2 separate regions of the Homo sapiens genome follow, and region 1 is linked to region 2. A link is an interaction called in ENCODE POLR2A ChIA-PET data of the cell type or tissue named here. Cell type or tissue: Panc1. All regions are shown on one strand. Each heading gives the region's core, and the rest is flanking DNA. Links, peaks and the distances in the headings are about the cores only.

Evidence for each region. ChIA-PET counts read pairs that join two places held together with the same protein. Peaks named below come from ENCODE experiments on the same cell type or tissue, not always from the same donor. Only the 100,000 strongest peaks of a DNase experiment are listed, where the experiment ranks them.
Region 1: POLR2A ChIA-PET joins it to region 2 with 10 read pairs; 2 of 35 experiments call an interaction of 5 or more read pairs at or near these places.

What each region holds. Positions count from the first base shown.
Region 1 is chr11:3,624,326-3,631,894 of GRCh38, forward strand. It overlaps the pseudogene TRPC2. Among named protein-coding and RNA genes, the nearest start is that of ART5, 14 kb to the right of the region's middle. In Panc1, for the core only: no CTCF peak of the experiment used is centred there; a DNase peak (open chromatin) is centred at 3,181.
Region 2 is chr11:3,462,242-3,469,810 of GRCh38, forward strand. It overlaps the pseudogene ENPP7P15. Among named protein-coding and RNA genes, the nearest start is that of ZNF195, 87 kb to the left of the region's middle. In Panc1, for the core only: no CTCF peak of the experiment used is centred there; no DNase peak of the experiment used is centred there.

The DNA of each region.
Region 1 (7,569 bases), core at 2,118-4,617, 160 kb after region 2:
TACCAAGTCCACTGCTCCACCCTGTACCAGGCCAGTCAGTGATGTCAGAAAGGAAATCTGGTGCAGAAACTTTAGGGAAAGAAAATAAGAGCAGCCCAAGAGGGAAAGTTTCTCATCCTATTGTTTACTAAACATGGATTGACCTGTGCTGAGTGGAGAGGAAACCAATACAATTCCTACCCGTGGGAGAAGAAAGGTCTTAGAAACATATGAAACAAAACCCATTTATTCATGTAATAAATGTTTCTTGATGCCCTATCATAAGTGAAGCCCTAAGGGTACATGGAGAAGTTTAACATGGCCCCATCCATCCAACACACATTCACTGAGCGTGCACCCTACCCTCACAGGGCATTCCTGCTCTACAGGACTGATTTAGGTTCCCGACCACATGATATTCACATTTGTCTAGGCCTTTGCTCATTCACATTTCCTGGAGCACTTGCCTCTTCCTGCACTGCCCCTTCACCTGGCTGGCTCCCACTCCTCCTTCAGGTCTCAGCTTAAATGCCACTTTTGGAGAAGTTTTCCCTGGCCCCTAAATCAGGGTGAGGGTCCATCCCTAAACACCCATAACAGTCCCTCTGTCCCCCTGCTCCTTAGTCCTAGCATTTACCACATTGTGTGAGACCCGCTTGGGTTACCCACTATGCTCCTCACAGACTGTAAGCCCTGGGAGGGCAGGGACTGTCTTATTCACCACAGGTTCCCACTGGCACATGGTAGGAGCTTACTAAATGTTTGTTTAGGCCAGGCGCAGTGGCTCACGCCTGTAATCCCAAGACTTGGGGAGGCTGAGGCAGGTGTATCACCTGAGGTCAGGAGTTCGAGACCAACCTGGCCAACATGATAAAACCCTGTCTTTACTAAAAAATACAAAAATTAGTCAGGAGTGGTGGCATGTGCCTGTAATCCCAGCTACTCGGGAGGCTGAGGCAGGAGAATTGCTTGAACCCAGGAGGCGGAGGTTGCAGTGAGCCGAGATCGGGCCACTGCACTCCAGCCTGGGGACCAGAGAGCGAGACTCTGTCTCAAAATATATATATATACATTCTTTTTCATATTTGTTTAATTTGTTCTGGGCACCAGGGACAGAGATGAGTGGACATAGTCCCTGCCCTTGAGGGGCTCCAAGTTCAGGGGGAGGCAGGGTAGAGACAGACCTGTGGAGAGAGATCCTGCAGTGCCCTGTAGTGATGGGATCACAGAGATATGAGCTGTGAGAACACAAAACCCCAAGAAATTCACTCCACCTGCTTAGGGAAGGCTACTTGGAGAAGATAACATGCGACCTGGGCCACAAAGGTGAGCTGGGCTTCCAGAAGATGTGGAAGGACATTCTAGGCACAGGGAACAAACCATGAGTGGAAAAGCATGTGATTGTATCCAGGGAATGAGAAGGGTGCAATGTGGCAGGGCCACCTAGCTTATGGGGTCCAGCTCCCAAGACCCCCAGCCCCAGGTCTGGTACTGGGCCTCACTGGAACACAGGCACCCTGAGCAGCCTGAGAATTTGGAACCCCTTCAAGTCGATACTCTGTATTTTTTAATTTTTAAAAATAATTTAATAGAGATGGGGTTTCACCATGTTGCCCAGGCTGGTCTCAAACTCCTGGGCTCAAGCAATCCTCCTGCCTTGGCCTCCCAAAGTGTTGGGATTACAGGCGTGAGCCACCGCACCCAGGCTCAAATCAATATTCTTCAGTTATTTGTCCAGTATTTACTTGATGGAGGGCACAGAGAAACAAATTTCAGTCATTCCCTCCTAATAGACAGCCTGTCCCAGGTGATACTCACATTCGGAGTATCCGCTGACTGGGATCATTGGTTCAGGTCACACCAGCAGTGTCTGCATCAGCAAGGCGTCTTTTTTATGTTCACATAAGATCACCTGTTCCTGAGTAGATTACATGTTTACATGTCATTGACTTCACCCCATAATGTTTTAGCACCTCACTGCCATTCATAGGTTACCCCTGCCTCGTAATCTAGCTCTGACATAGAAGGAGAAGTTCGGTCCCATTCTGTCCTGGCTCCCTGCCACCCCGCTTCAGGCTTCCTGTGGTTTGAGTGCAAGGAAGTGTGGATTGAGGGCCTGCGCAGTTACCTCCTGGACTGGTGGAACTTCCTGGATATGGTCGTCCTGTCCCTGTACCTGGCAGCCTTCGCACTGCGCCTCCTCCTGGCTGGGCTTGCCCCCATGCACTGCCGGGACGCCTCCCAAGCGGCTGCCTGCCACTATTTCACCATGGCTGGTGAGTGTCCCTTCAATTCAGCCCTGAATCCCCCAGTTCTTCTTTCTTGGCTCTTGGCTCCCAGCCACAGCCCCCATTCCACCCCGTGCAGAATGAAGCGAGTGGCACACCGAGGATCCCCAGTTCTTGGCTGAGGTGCTCTTCACTGCCACCAGCATGCTCAGCTTCACCCGCCTGGCCTACATTCTGCCGGCCCACGAGTCGCTGGGCACTCTGCAGATTTCCATTGGCAAGATGATTGAAGACATGATCCGGTGCGTACCGGCCCTGCTCTGAGCTCGCTCCTCTCTGTAGACTCCACTTGACTTCCTTCCAAAACTCCCCAGCTCTTGGGTAACACAGGAATCCTTGACCTGTGTTCCTACAGAGACGTGCGCTCCAAAGACCTCTGACCCCCTGAAACTACAGGCAAAATTTGGAGGGTAAGTGTATATGTTTCTGCAGAGAGGGTCTACAACTTACATCTAATTCTCAAAGAGGCCATGACCCCAGAAAAGATTAGGAACCATAGATAGCAGAAAAAGCCCTTGGTTGGGAGTTCCAGTCCCAGTTCTGTCAGTCTCCATGACCCCTCTGTGGGCCTCAGTTTTCCCATCATTAAGGAAAAAGCAGTGGACTCAGGGGTCCCTTTGGATCCCTTCCACTCAGCTCTTTGAGCCCCTGACCTTAACTGGCCTTCTTGGTGCTCATCACCTAATCATGTCCAGCAAATCCTGGCCTCTCACCTAATCAGGCCCCATAGTTAATGCCTGCCTCCCTGGGAATCCTCAGCCTGAGGTAGGACTACAGTGAGTGTCCTTGGTGGGAAAAACCTTAGCTGCATCTATTAATATTAACAACTTTAGCTCAGCTTAGCTGGAGGGAGAACCTCCCACCCCACCCCAGGAATTTTCTGGCCTCCCCATGGCAGGCCAGCTCATTCTCACATGTGACTCTGACTCTTCTGGTGATAACTCCTGTTCAGTGGGATTCTGACTCCCAGCTATCCCTGTGTCATTCCTTTAGAATCTCAGCATCTCATTCCCTCCCTGGGAGACCGCTCTGTCCTCAGCTTTGACTGCTTGGACTTAGTACCCATTAATCTTTTTTTTTTTTTTTTTTTTTTTTGAGACGGAGTCTCGCTCTGTTGCCCAGGCTGGAGTGCAGTGGCGTGATCTCGACTCACTGCAAGCTCTGCCTCCCGGGTTCACGCCATTCTCCTGCCTCAGCCTCCCGAGTAGCTGGGACTACAGGCGCCAGCCACCACACCCGGCTAATTTTGTGTGTTTTTAGTAGAGACGGGGTTTCACCGTGTTAGCCAGGATGGTCTCGATCTCCTGACTTGTGATCCGCCCTCCTCGGCCTCCCAAAGTGCTGGGATTACAGGCGTGAGCCACTGCGCCCGGCCTCCATTCTTAATAATAACCAAATTTGGCCAGGCACGGTGGCTCACGCCTGTAATCCTAGCACTTTGGGAGGCTAAGGCGGGTGGATCACTTGAGGTCAGGAGTTTGAGACAAGCCCGGCCAACATGGTGAAACCCAGTCTCTACCAAAAGTACAAAAATTAGCTGGGTGTGGTGGCACATACCTGTAGTACCAGCTACTTGGGAGGCTGAGGCAAGAGAATTGCTAGAACCTGAGATTGAGAGGTTGCAGTGAGCCAAGATGGCACCACTGTACTCCAGTCTGGCTGACAGAGCGAGACTCCGTCTCAAAAATAAATAAATAAATATATAACCTGCCGGGCGTGGTGGCTCATGCCTGTAATCCCAGCACTTTGAGAGGCCGAGGCAGGCAGATTACCTGAGGTTAGGAGTTCAAGACCAGCCTGGCCAACATGGTGAAACCCTGTCTCTACTAAAAATACAAAAAAAATTAGCCCGGCATGGTGGCACACACCTGTAATCCCAGCTACTCGGGAGGCTGAGGCAGGAGAATCACTTGAGCTCAGGAGCGGAGGTTGCAGTGAGCTGAGATCGTGCCACTGCACTCCAGCCTGGCCGACAGAGCAAGACTCTGTCTCAATAAATAAATAAATAAATAACCAAATTGAATACTTGTTGAGCAGAGAGCCAGGGAGGCCTTCATCCCTCTTCCTGGAGCCTGACTTCTCTCAAGGTGGAGACCTGCTCTGACCCTCCCACATCCCACCCCCTGCCAGGTTTATGTTCATCCTCATGATCATCCTGACCGCCTTCCTCTGTGGCCTCAACAACATCTATGTGCCCTACCAGAAGACAGAGTGGCTGGGCAAGTATGCAGGGGCAGAGGCAGGATGGGAGGTAGAGAGCCTGGGACCTTACAGCTTGGAGCCCTAGTGATCTCTCCTTTTCCCTCCCTCCCTCATTTATTCACTCAACTAATTCTCTTGTTTGCTCACTCCTTCTTTGATTCACTCTGTCACTCATTCATTTGTTCATTTATACATTCATTCGTTTACCCATTTTCTCCTCAAACTTGTTATTTTGAAAAATGTCAATCCTATGAAAAGTACAGTGGACACCCCTATATCCTTCACCCAGCTTCACCAATCGTTAATGTTTTACCACACTTGCTTCATCTGTTGCTCCCTTTATTCTATTTTTTTCCTGAAACATTTAAAAGGAAGTTGTAAATATAATGACACTTCATCCCTAAACAGTTCAGGATGTCTTTTAAGAACATAACCACAAAAGTATTATCACACTCAAAAAATTTAACATCCATATTATATATACACACACGTATACATATGTATACATACATACATACGTATACATATATACATACGTATACATACATACGTATACATATATACATACGTATACATACATACGTATACATATGTATACATACATACGTATACATATGTATACATACATACGTATACATATGTATACATACATACATACGTATACATACATATGTATACACATATATATATACATATATATTTTTTTTTTTTTTTTGAGACACAGTCTCACTCTGTCGCCCAGCTGGGGTGCAGTGGCGCGATCTCAGCTCACTGCAACCTCCACCGCCCGGGTTCAAGTGATTCTCCTGCCTCACCCTCCTGAGTGGCTGGGATTACAGGCACCCGCCACCAGGCCCAGCTAATTTTTGTATTTTTAGTAGAGACGGGGTTTCACCATGTTGGCCAGGCTAGTCTTTAACTCCTGACCTCATGATCCACCCGCCTCGGCCTCCCAAAGTGCTGGGATTATAGGCATGAGCCAGCGCACCCGGCCTCATACCCTAATATTATTTACTATACAGTCCTTATTGATATTTCCCCAATTGCCTGGAAAAAAGTCTCTCTAGTTTTAAAAATCTGATATCCAATCTAGGATCACACATTACATTTTGTTGTGCTATCTCTTTAGTCTCCTTTAATCTCGAACACACCCCGACCTCTTTGTCTTGCATGAAGAGTGTAGATCAAATTGGATTTATCTATAAATTATTGATCATAATTAGATTCAAGTTAAGCAGTTTTGGCAAGAACATGACCTAGTTGATTGTGTGTACTTTCTACTGCATCACAGTAGAAGGTGCATGATATCAGTGTGGCCTATTGGTGAGGCCAATTGCTGTAGCAAAGTCTTCATTGTAATGGTACCAGGGAAGCCCTTTTAGTAACAGGAAGCTATGTTGAGACTGTGTGACAACACTGCTCCCTCAAAACCTTTTACCCAGTGGATTTAGCATCCATAGATGATTTTTACCTGAATTGGTTATTACGGTGGTTTCAAGATCATGATTTTCTGCCTCTGTCATTTCTTCTACATTTATTCACTGGCATCCTTCTGTGAAGAAGTGTTTTCACCTACTTTCTTCTTCTTCTTTTTTTTTTTTTTCTTTTGAGACAGAGTCTCGCTCCGTCACCCTGGCTGGAATGCAGTGGCATGATCTCGGTTCACTGCAACCTCCACCTACCAGGTTCAAGCAATTCTCCTGCCTCAACCTCTTGAGTAGCTGGGATTACAGGCCTGCACCACCACGCCCGGCTAATTTTTGTATTTTCAGTGGAAACGGGGTTTCACCATGTTAGCCAGGATGGTCTCAAACTACTGACCTCTGGTGATCTGCCCACCTCGGCCTCCCAAAATGCTGGGATTACAGGCATGAGCCACCGCGTCCGGCCTTTCCTCTTTTTTGAATATCACTATGGACTCAATATGATAATCCATTACAGTCATTATTCTTTTGGGTGCTCAATTCTTCCTAAATGTGGCTAATAACTAATTTATATATTTGTTTATTCCCTCATTTATTGTTCATTCACTCTATTTATTTATTTATTTTTTGAGATAGGGTCTTGCTCTGTTGCCTAGGCTAGAGTGCAGCAGCGCGATCTTGGCTCACTGCAGCCTCCGCCTCCCAGGTTCAAGCAATTCTCCCACCTCAGCCTCCTGAGTCGCTGGGATTACAGGCACACCACTACACCCAGCTAATTTTTGTATTTTTAGTAGAGACGGGGTTTCACCATGTTGGCCGGGCTGGTCCGGAACTCCTGACCTCAGGTGATCCACCCTCCTCGGCCTCCCAAAGTGCTGGGATTACAGGTGTGAGCCACTGTGCCCGGCCCACTCACTCACTTTTTAAAATTTTTTTTCTTTTTTTTAGAGACAAGGTCTTGCTCTGTCACCCAGGCTGGAGTGCAGTGGTGTGATCATGGCTCACTGAAGCCTCGACTTCCCAGGCTCAAACCATCCTCCCACCTCAGCCTTCCTATTAGCTAGGACTACAGGCATGCACCACCACACTCAGCTAATTTTTTATCTTTTTGTTGAGATAGGGTCTTGCCGTGTTGCCCAGGCTGTTCTCGAACTCCTGGCCTCAAGCAATCCTCTGGCCTCAACCTCCCAAAATGCTGAGATGACAGCATTTCATGATGTCATCATGAGCCACCACACCCAGTCTCACTCACTTTTAAAATTCATTCACTTTCTTAGTCATTCAGTTGTTGTAGGTTTTTTGTTGTCACTGACTTCATACCTATTTACTGACACTTTCTTTTAGTAGGTTCTGTTTCCTGGCACTGGAAGCACAGGCAGGAGAAATAAACCAGACTCTTTGTCATAGAGAAGACAGCCATGTGCACAAATGAGCTCAATTTGCGACAAGTGCTGTGAGAAAGGAGAGTTTATACTGATTGTGCCCAGCGGAGGAAGCACCTTCCTCTGTCTTAGATGACCAGGGGAGGCTTTACAGAGAAGAGAGAATCTGGACTTCAGCTAGGAAGGTTACAGACTTCAGAGAAGATATAGGGCATTCTGAGCAGAGAGGGGGCATGCGCCAAAGCAGGGAGGTATATTTGGAGAACAGCAAGATGCCTCCCATAGTTGGCACAT
Region 2 (7,569 bases), core at 1,727-4,226:
CTTCAAAAAATACAGATGCTGATGTCCAGGCATGGTGGCTCATGCCTATAATCCCAGCAGTTTGGGAGGCTGAGGCGGGAGTATCGCTTGAGCCCAGGAGTTTGAGACCTGCCTGGAGAACGTAGGGAGATAATGTCTCTATAAAAAATTTAAAAATTAGCCAGGCGTTGTGGTGCCCGCCTGTGATCCCAGCTACCGTGGAGGTTGAAGTGGGAGGGTTTCTTGAGCCCAGGAGTTGGAGGCTGTCGTGAGCTATGATTGTGCCACTGTACTCCAGCCTGGGTAACAGAGCGAAGCCCTGTCTCAAAAACAAAACAAAAAACTGATGCTATGTCCCATTCCGGAGGTTGAGGATTAATTGTTCTTGGGTGTGGCCTGGGTTTTGGAAGATTTAAAAAAAATCCCAGGTGACCCTAAAGTGTAGATGAGTTTGGAAACCACACATCGAAGGCACACTTGAATGGGGGAGCAGTGAGGTGGCGTGGGCCAGCCGGCCAGAACCCAGGGGTGGGGCGGTAGGAACCAGCATTGCAGAGGCCATTAAGGCTGGAAAGCATAGTGTCTGGGGCCCATAAAAATGTTTCGACATGAATGCTTTAGACCTAAGACAATTGGCTTCTAAATGTGCAAACTGCAAGGCTGAAATGAATGCTTGTTTAATGCTTTACAACACTGTCAAGTGGTCAGCTGCAACTCCGTTCTGAGGGCGTGATGCCTGAGAGATGCCTGTAATGGCGGTTGATTTTAATGAATTTAATATGGTGTGGAGTGGGGCCTTCAAAAGTAAAGATGTCAGTTCTGAGTTGGTTGCAGGGGTCTGGGCAAAGGTCTTAAAACCCCATGGTGAGCAGATGGCCAATCCTGAACACCCCAATTTTAAAACAGGGCTTTTTTTCCAAGAGACCTTTTGAAAATAGCTCCTATTTTGAGGGGAGGAACCCTGGCAGGAGAGAGCCAGAGTTAAGCCCAGCTGAGAGGGCGTTGGCAGGCAGGGGCCTGCCTGGTCCTCACTGAAGCTTGGTACTCAGGGTGAGCTTCCTAAACCAGTGCAGATTTGCCGGCCCACTGAGCCTCGCGATGAGAACCTGCATTTCAACAAGGTCCTCAGTGCAGCAAAGTTTGAGATATACTGGGCTAGAACACCCAGGGGACACAAAGGTTCTCTGAAAACTAAGGAAAATAGGCAGGGTGTGGTGGCTCATGCCTGTAATCCTTGTATTTTGGGATGCCAAGGCGGGCGGATCACCTAAGGTCAGGAGTTTGAGACCAGCCTGGATCAACATGGTGAAACACCATCTCTACAAAAAATACAAAAATTAGCTGAGTGCGGCCGGGCACAGTGGCTCATGCCTGTAATCCCAGCACTTTGGGAGGCTGAGGCGGGCAGATCACGAGGTCAGGAGATCGAGACCATCCTGGCTAACACGGTGAAACCCTGTCTCTACTAAAAATACAAAAAAATTAGCCGGGCTTGGTGGCAGGTGACTGTAGTCCCAACTACTCGGGAGGCTGAGGGAGGAGAATGGCATGAACCTGGGAGGTGGAGCTTGCGGTGAGCCGAGATTGCACCACTGCACTCCAGCCTGGGCAACAGAGCCAGACTCTGTCTCAAAAAAAAAAAAAAAAAAACAAATTATCTGGGTGAAGCGGCAGGTACCTGTAGTCCCAGCTACTTGGGGGGCTGAGACAGAAGAATAGATTGAACCTGGGAGGCAGAAGCTGCAGTGGCCCGAGATCGCACCAGTGCACTCCAGTCTGGTGGCAGAGTGAGAATCCATCTAAAAAAATAATAAATAAATAAATAAATAAATAAATAATAAAAATAAATACTGGGCTAGAAGACCCAGGAGACCCGAAGATTCTCTCAAAACTAAGGAAAATAATCTAGGTCACAAATATATTCTCTTTCTCCTTCTCCCCATTGCCCCCCTCCACCAGTAATCTTTATAGACTCAAATCGAGTTGATGTTCTATAATCAATTCTAGTCACTTTTATTTATATTTATTTATTTTAGAGATGGGGGTCTCACTATGTTGCTCAGGCTGGTCTGAAATTCCTGGGCTCAAGTGATCCACCCACCTCGGTCTCCCAAAGTGCTGGGATTACAGGCATCAGCCACTGCACCTGGCCGTCACTTTTATTTTTGATGTTCAAATTATAAGCTAATGCCTGTGAGACCATAAATTCTTTTTATGCACTCAATACATTTTCGTGTTTACCTTACATTTTTATTATGGAAAAATTCTGTTTTTTCCACTTGTTTCTTTTTGATAATGAAGCCCTCTGTGCCTATCACCAGCCTCAGCCGCCATCATCTCATTACCAAGCTGGGTTATTTTGAAGCAAATATCTTCTAATATTTAGCCGGTGTTCAAATTTCCCTAACCATCCTAAATGAATGTTTAGAATAGTTGTTTCATTGGAAACAAGGTCAAAAAAATACATTTTAGATTTTTAGGCCAGTCTTGAAAGTAATTGTAAAACCATGTGTGGGGTAGGAGGTGGGACTAGCCTCTCAAGGTGGGGCCTGGATACCAGACCCAATTGAGGACTAGCTAAGACAGATTCCACAACGAATAACACCAGGAGGTGGGAATATTAAGGTCCATTGTGAAGGATGGCTACCACAATTATTTGATCAACTAGTTATCAACCCTGACTGCACCTGAGAGAGATTTGTTTTTGCTTTTTTTTTTTTCAGAGACAGGGTCTTGCTATGTTGCCCAGACTGGACTGAAAATCCTGGGCTCAAGTGATTCTTCTGCCTCAGCCTCCTGAGTAGCTGAGACCGGGTGTGTGCCACTGTGCCCGGCAAGATTTTAAAAAATACGTATGTCCGGACACCACTCTAAACCAACTAAATCAGAATCAGATAGAGTGAAGTCATTAATCATTTTGCTCCTGGGTCTTCATGAAAGTTTTGCTCCTGGGAAACTCCTGGGAATGTGGTAGAGAGAGAGAGAAAGAGATGGGAAAATAAGATTTTAAGAAATGTTGCTATGCATTTTGATAATAATTTTTCTTTGGTGTTTGTCTTGAGGGACGGCGGTAAACATTTCAATTGCCTTTAAGTATGCTTGCATGCTGGAATGATGGTTCTTTGAATGCAGCATCAAACTGGCATTGGGCCACATGGCAGCCAGCATGAGCCTTTATGCCACATTTATAAAACATGAATGTCATGAACCCACTCTCAGGGACCTTACAATTTGGAGGGTTAGGTCAGATCCACAAATCTCTTGTATCTCATCATAAAGGAAACCTGGCGTGTAGCAGGAGATGGCGTGATAACCATAACATATTGCATGATCAATATTTGTATCTTCTTAGCAATATTAAACTTTTTGACTCCCTCCATTATGTCATCAATTTGCTTAATACAGTTTCTTCCTCAGCGTCGGGTTTTAGGCCTGGCATAAGCTGTTTGAAACCCAGGCAGGTACCCCGCCCATCATCTTTGGCCTAGTTAACACCTCCCCTCCCTGCGTGGTGCTTTGGAGAACCTGCTTCTTCCTCATCCCACTGATCCCAAACCCAGGACACCCCACAGCTGCTGACCAGGATTAAACCTAATGGAGATTTAATGCCGTTAAATCACAAGAAATTCTGATTCTCAGGGACTGACATTCATTCACTTAAATACTTGCAAAGTTGGCCAGGTGTGATGGCTCACACCTGTAATCCCAGCACTTTGGGCACCCGAGGTGGGTGGATCACGAGGTCAAGAGTTCGAGACCAGCCTGGCCAACATGGTGAAACCCCGTCTCTACTAAAAATACAAAAATTAACTGGTGTAGCTGTGCGTGCCTTTAATCCCAGCTACTCAGGAGGCTGAGGCAGGGGATTTGCTTGAACATGGGAGGTGGAGGTTGCAGTGAGCCAAGATTATGCCATTGCACTCCAGCTTGGGCAGCAGAGCGAGACTCTGTCTCAAAAAAAAAAAACCCAAAAATTTGCAGAGTGAATTTAGGAAACCATGAAGTCCACAGTTTGATCCAATGCCTTCCTTTTTCTCTTTCTCAAATATTTTGAGCCAGGTACTATCCTAGATTGTCTTGTGATATTTACAATCTAGGAGAAGGCAGGAGAGAGAACTAAGAACAGAGAGCATGTTCTGAGATGTCTGCTGTGTTTGCAGGTACCTTCCCTCAATTTGCCTACTCACTGGCCATGCTGGAAAACAGGTCTTGGCGCCATATTTGTACCGTGGTATTCCCCTCCCTATACTCAATTGGTTGGCCAGAAGCCCAATTGTCATTCTCTCTCTCTCTCTCCCTCTCCCTCTCTCCCTCTCTCCCTCCCTCTCCAAGATATCCAGTAACTGACTGATAAGCTGGTGGTGGGTTCTGCTGGCTGCCATGATGGACCACCAGCAAAAAGGGAAAATTGGTTGTGAGTAAGAGAAGCGGAGATAAGAAAGTCCACAGGGCTGATAAGAAAGACCATGGGCTTCCGGGCGCGGTGGTTCACGCCTGTAATCCCAGCACTTTGAGAGGCCAGGATGGTCGGATCACGAGGTCAGGAGATCGAGACCATCCTGGCTCACACGGTGAAACCCCATCTCTACTAAAAATACAAAAATTAGCCAGGTGTGGTGGCGGGTGCCTGTAGCCTCAGCTAATTGGGAGGCTGAGGCGGGAGAATGGTGTGAACCCCGAGAGGTGGAGCTTGCAGTGAGCTGAGATTGCACCACTGCACTCCAGCCTGGGCGACAGAGTGAGACTGCATCTCACAAAAAAAAAAAAAAAAAAAAAAAAAGACCATGGAATTCTGAGAGCAAGAAAGAGGAATTTTGGTTTCTGTAACTGCAGTTTCCATTCTCTCATGGCCTCTCATATGTTTCTTGTGCCCATGAGTTTTCCTGTTAGAGATAAGGTTTGCTCCTTGTCCTCAAGCTCATGCAAATGGGTTTCTGTTTCTTACAATCATTGTTCCCAGATATGGATGGTTACTGATGCTCTGCTAAATGCTGAAAAAAAGCAGAGTGGAAGCACAGAAAAGCGGGCTTCTCTGAGGGGGTGACGCTAGAGCCCAGTTGGGAGGCAGGAGTAAATGTGCACCATGATATTTTAGGATTAAAACCAAGTATCTCACTGCTTGGGCACATGTAGATAGAGGTGATTTAACAGTAAACTGTCCCAGTGGTACCCATTGTCAGTTATCTCACCACAGGGATTATGTAGCCCTGAGTTTGCTTAGTGCTTATTTATTTTAGGTTGTTGTTTATCCAAACCTCCTAAATGATACGTGTTTGGAACAAGTAACAGCATCGTTCATTGATGTTGTGGACAAACCACTATTTTATTACTCAAGACTGGGTAATTTTTAAAGAAAAAGAGGTTTAATGGGCTCACAGTTCCATGTGGCTGAAGAAGTCCCGAAATCATGGTGGAAGGAAAAAGGCACGTCTTACTTGGTGGCAGACAAGAGTGATGAGAGCTATTTTGGTCATTGTTCACTGGCCATAGAATTTACTTCTATATTTTGAACTAAGGCAAGAGCCAGGCACACAAGACGGTTACAGGTCCGTCTTTTGTTTTTGATGATGATGATGATGATGATGATGATGATGACGATGATGATGAAATGGCTGACATGGTTGATGACTTGCTTTTTCTCATCATCTCAGACCTAGATTTTTGGCTGGACTATTGGCTTGGGATAGATGAAAATCATTCCTTGTATCCCCTTATCTTAAAGTCAAGACTGAACCAGCCTCCAGACTCAAGCCTTCATGGGACTTCAGATACCATGAGGAATGGGTGTCCCTGCAATATTGTCTTGGCTGTCAAAAGTGTTATTGGAGCTGGGCAAGTGGGTCCTCTCCTGCCATTCCATCCTGCTTAGATTTCCCATTCAACACCAATCTTATTTCCTTTTTTTTTTTTGACAGAGTCTCACTCTGTCTTCTAGGCTGGAGTGCAGTGGTGGGATCTCGGCTCACTACAGTCTCCACCTCCCAGGTTTAAGTGATTCTTGTGCCTCAGCCTCCCAAGTAGCTGGGATTGCAGGTGCACACCATCAAGCCTGGCTAATTTTTTTTTTTTTTTTTTTTTTTTTTTTGCATTTTTAGTATAGACAGTGTTTCGCCACGTTGGCCAGGCTGGTCTTGAACTCCTGACCTCAAGTGATCCACCTACCTCGGCCTCCCAAAGTGCTGGGATTACAGGTGTGAGTCACCGTACCTGGCCCCATTTCCTCTTATACCATAAGTCATTGCCTGCAGATGTGTTTTCTCCATTAGTTTGCAAAAGCTTCCTGAGAGTAGGTCTGTGCCTCATTTATTCTGGAATCTCCCTGGCACAAAGCACAGGGCTTTATCCTCAGTAGGCATTCAACAAATGTTTAATATCATTCAACAGCTCCTCTTACCACTGCCCCCAACTTATTTGCAGGTGGCTAAGTACAATCAGAACAAGTAGGTATCACAAGATTTAGTCCAGAGTCAATCTGAGAAGAAATTACTTTAGTGATATGAAAAGAAGCCATGCTATTTAGTCAGAATACTTCTGAGAGTATCCCCTGTCCAAGCATTTGCTGAATTTCTATCTACTAATTTTCAGGTGGAACAGTATGGTTGCGGAGAGTCCATTTGGACATAGATACACTTTCATGCATTCATGTCTTTAACAATAATTTGTGGCCCTACTGTGTTTGTTCACTAACTCCTTTGAACCTACCACATAAGCTATATCTTTATTTTCCTTGTAATTTGGAAGGTCCAATGCTTCATTAAGCTCACATGCCTGAAACTAATGAAGAAAATATCTCGTTAACCAGCTAGTATAAAAGTAGTCACCAAATCAAGTCAATCACCTGCCTTAAATCAGCCCAGTACTCCCATGTTGAGCGGAGAAGCCCATTCTGAATCACAGTCAAGACATTGATGGAAAAACAGCTCCCTCTGGGGATCAAAACCACGCTCGCTCCAAATCCTCCTCCCCAGAGTTCTACTCATTGCTCACCCACTGAACCCAGAACAACCAGAAGTGCTTGAAATGAGGACGGGTAGCTCCTTGTACCAATCGGAATTTAAAACTGTATCAATTCCTGCTATAGAAATGAAGCGTCTCCCCAGGACCAGCATTCCACGAAGGCAGCCCTTTTCTAGATGGAGAAAACAGAACCTGAAGGCACCCGTTTCCCTAAACTGCTCTCGCTCATGTGTAAGTACAAATGAAAAATGCTGAGGCTGCTTCTGTTGGCATTGCTTTTTAATTACGGCCATCAATAAATCATTTTATCCTTGAACAAGACTTGAGAATGACCCCAAGGCAGAGACACAATTCCTTAGGAATTAGGCCAACAGAGAATGGGCTATCTCTCTTCCCACCTCTTCTCTTACTCTGCTGTCAGAAACAGAAACGTTCTCTGTGAGTAGCTGGGAGTAGACGGCCACACTTGAGTTCCATCTGGGGGTTCTGTTAACACAGTTTTACCCCATCCTGCCTTGATGGCCACTGCCACACAAACTGCATCTGTTCTTTCTTCTGCGCCTTTTATTATTTCCTCTTTCTAATGTAGTGAGCTGAATGGTGGCTTTGCACAAGATATATCCAGATCCTTGT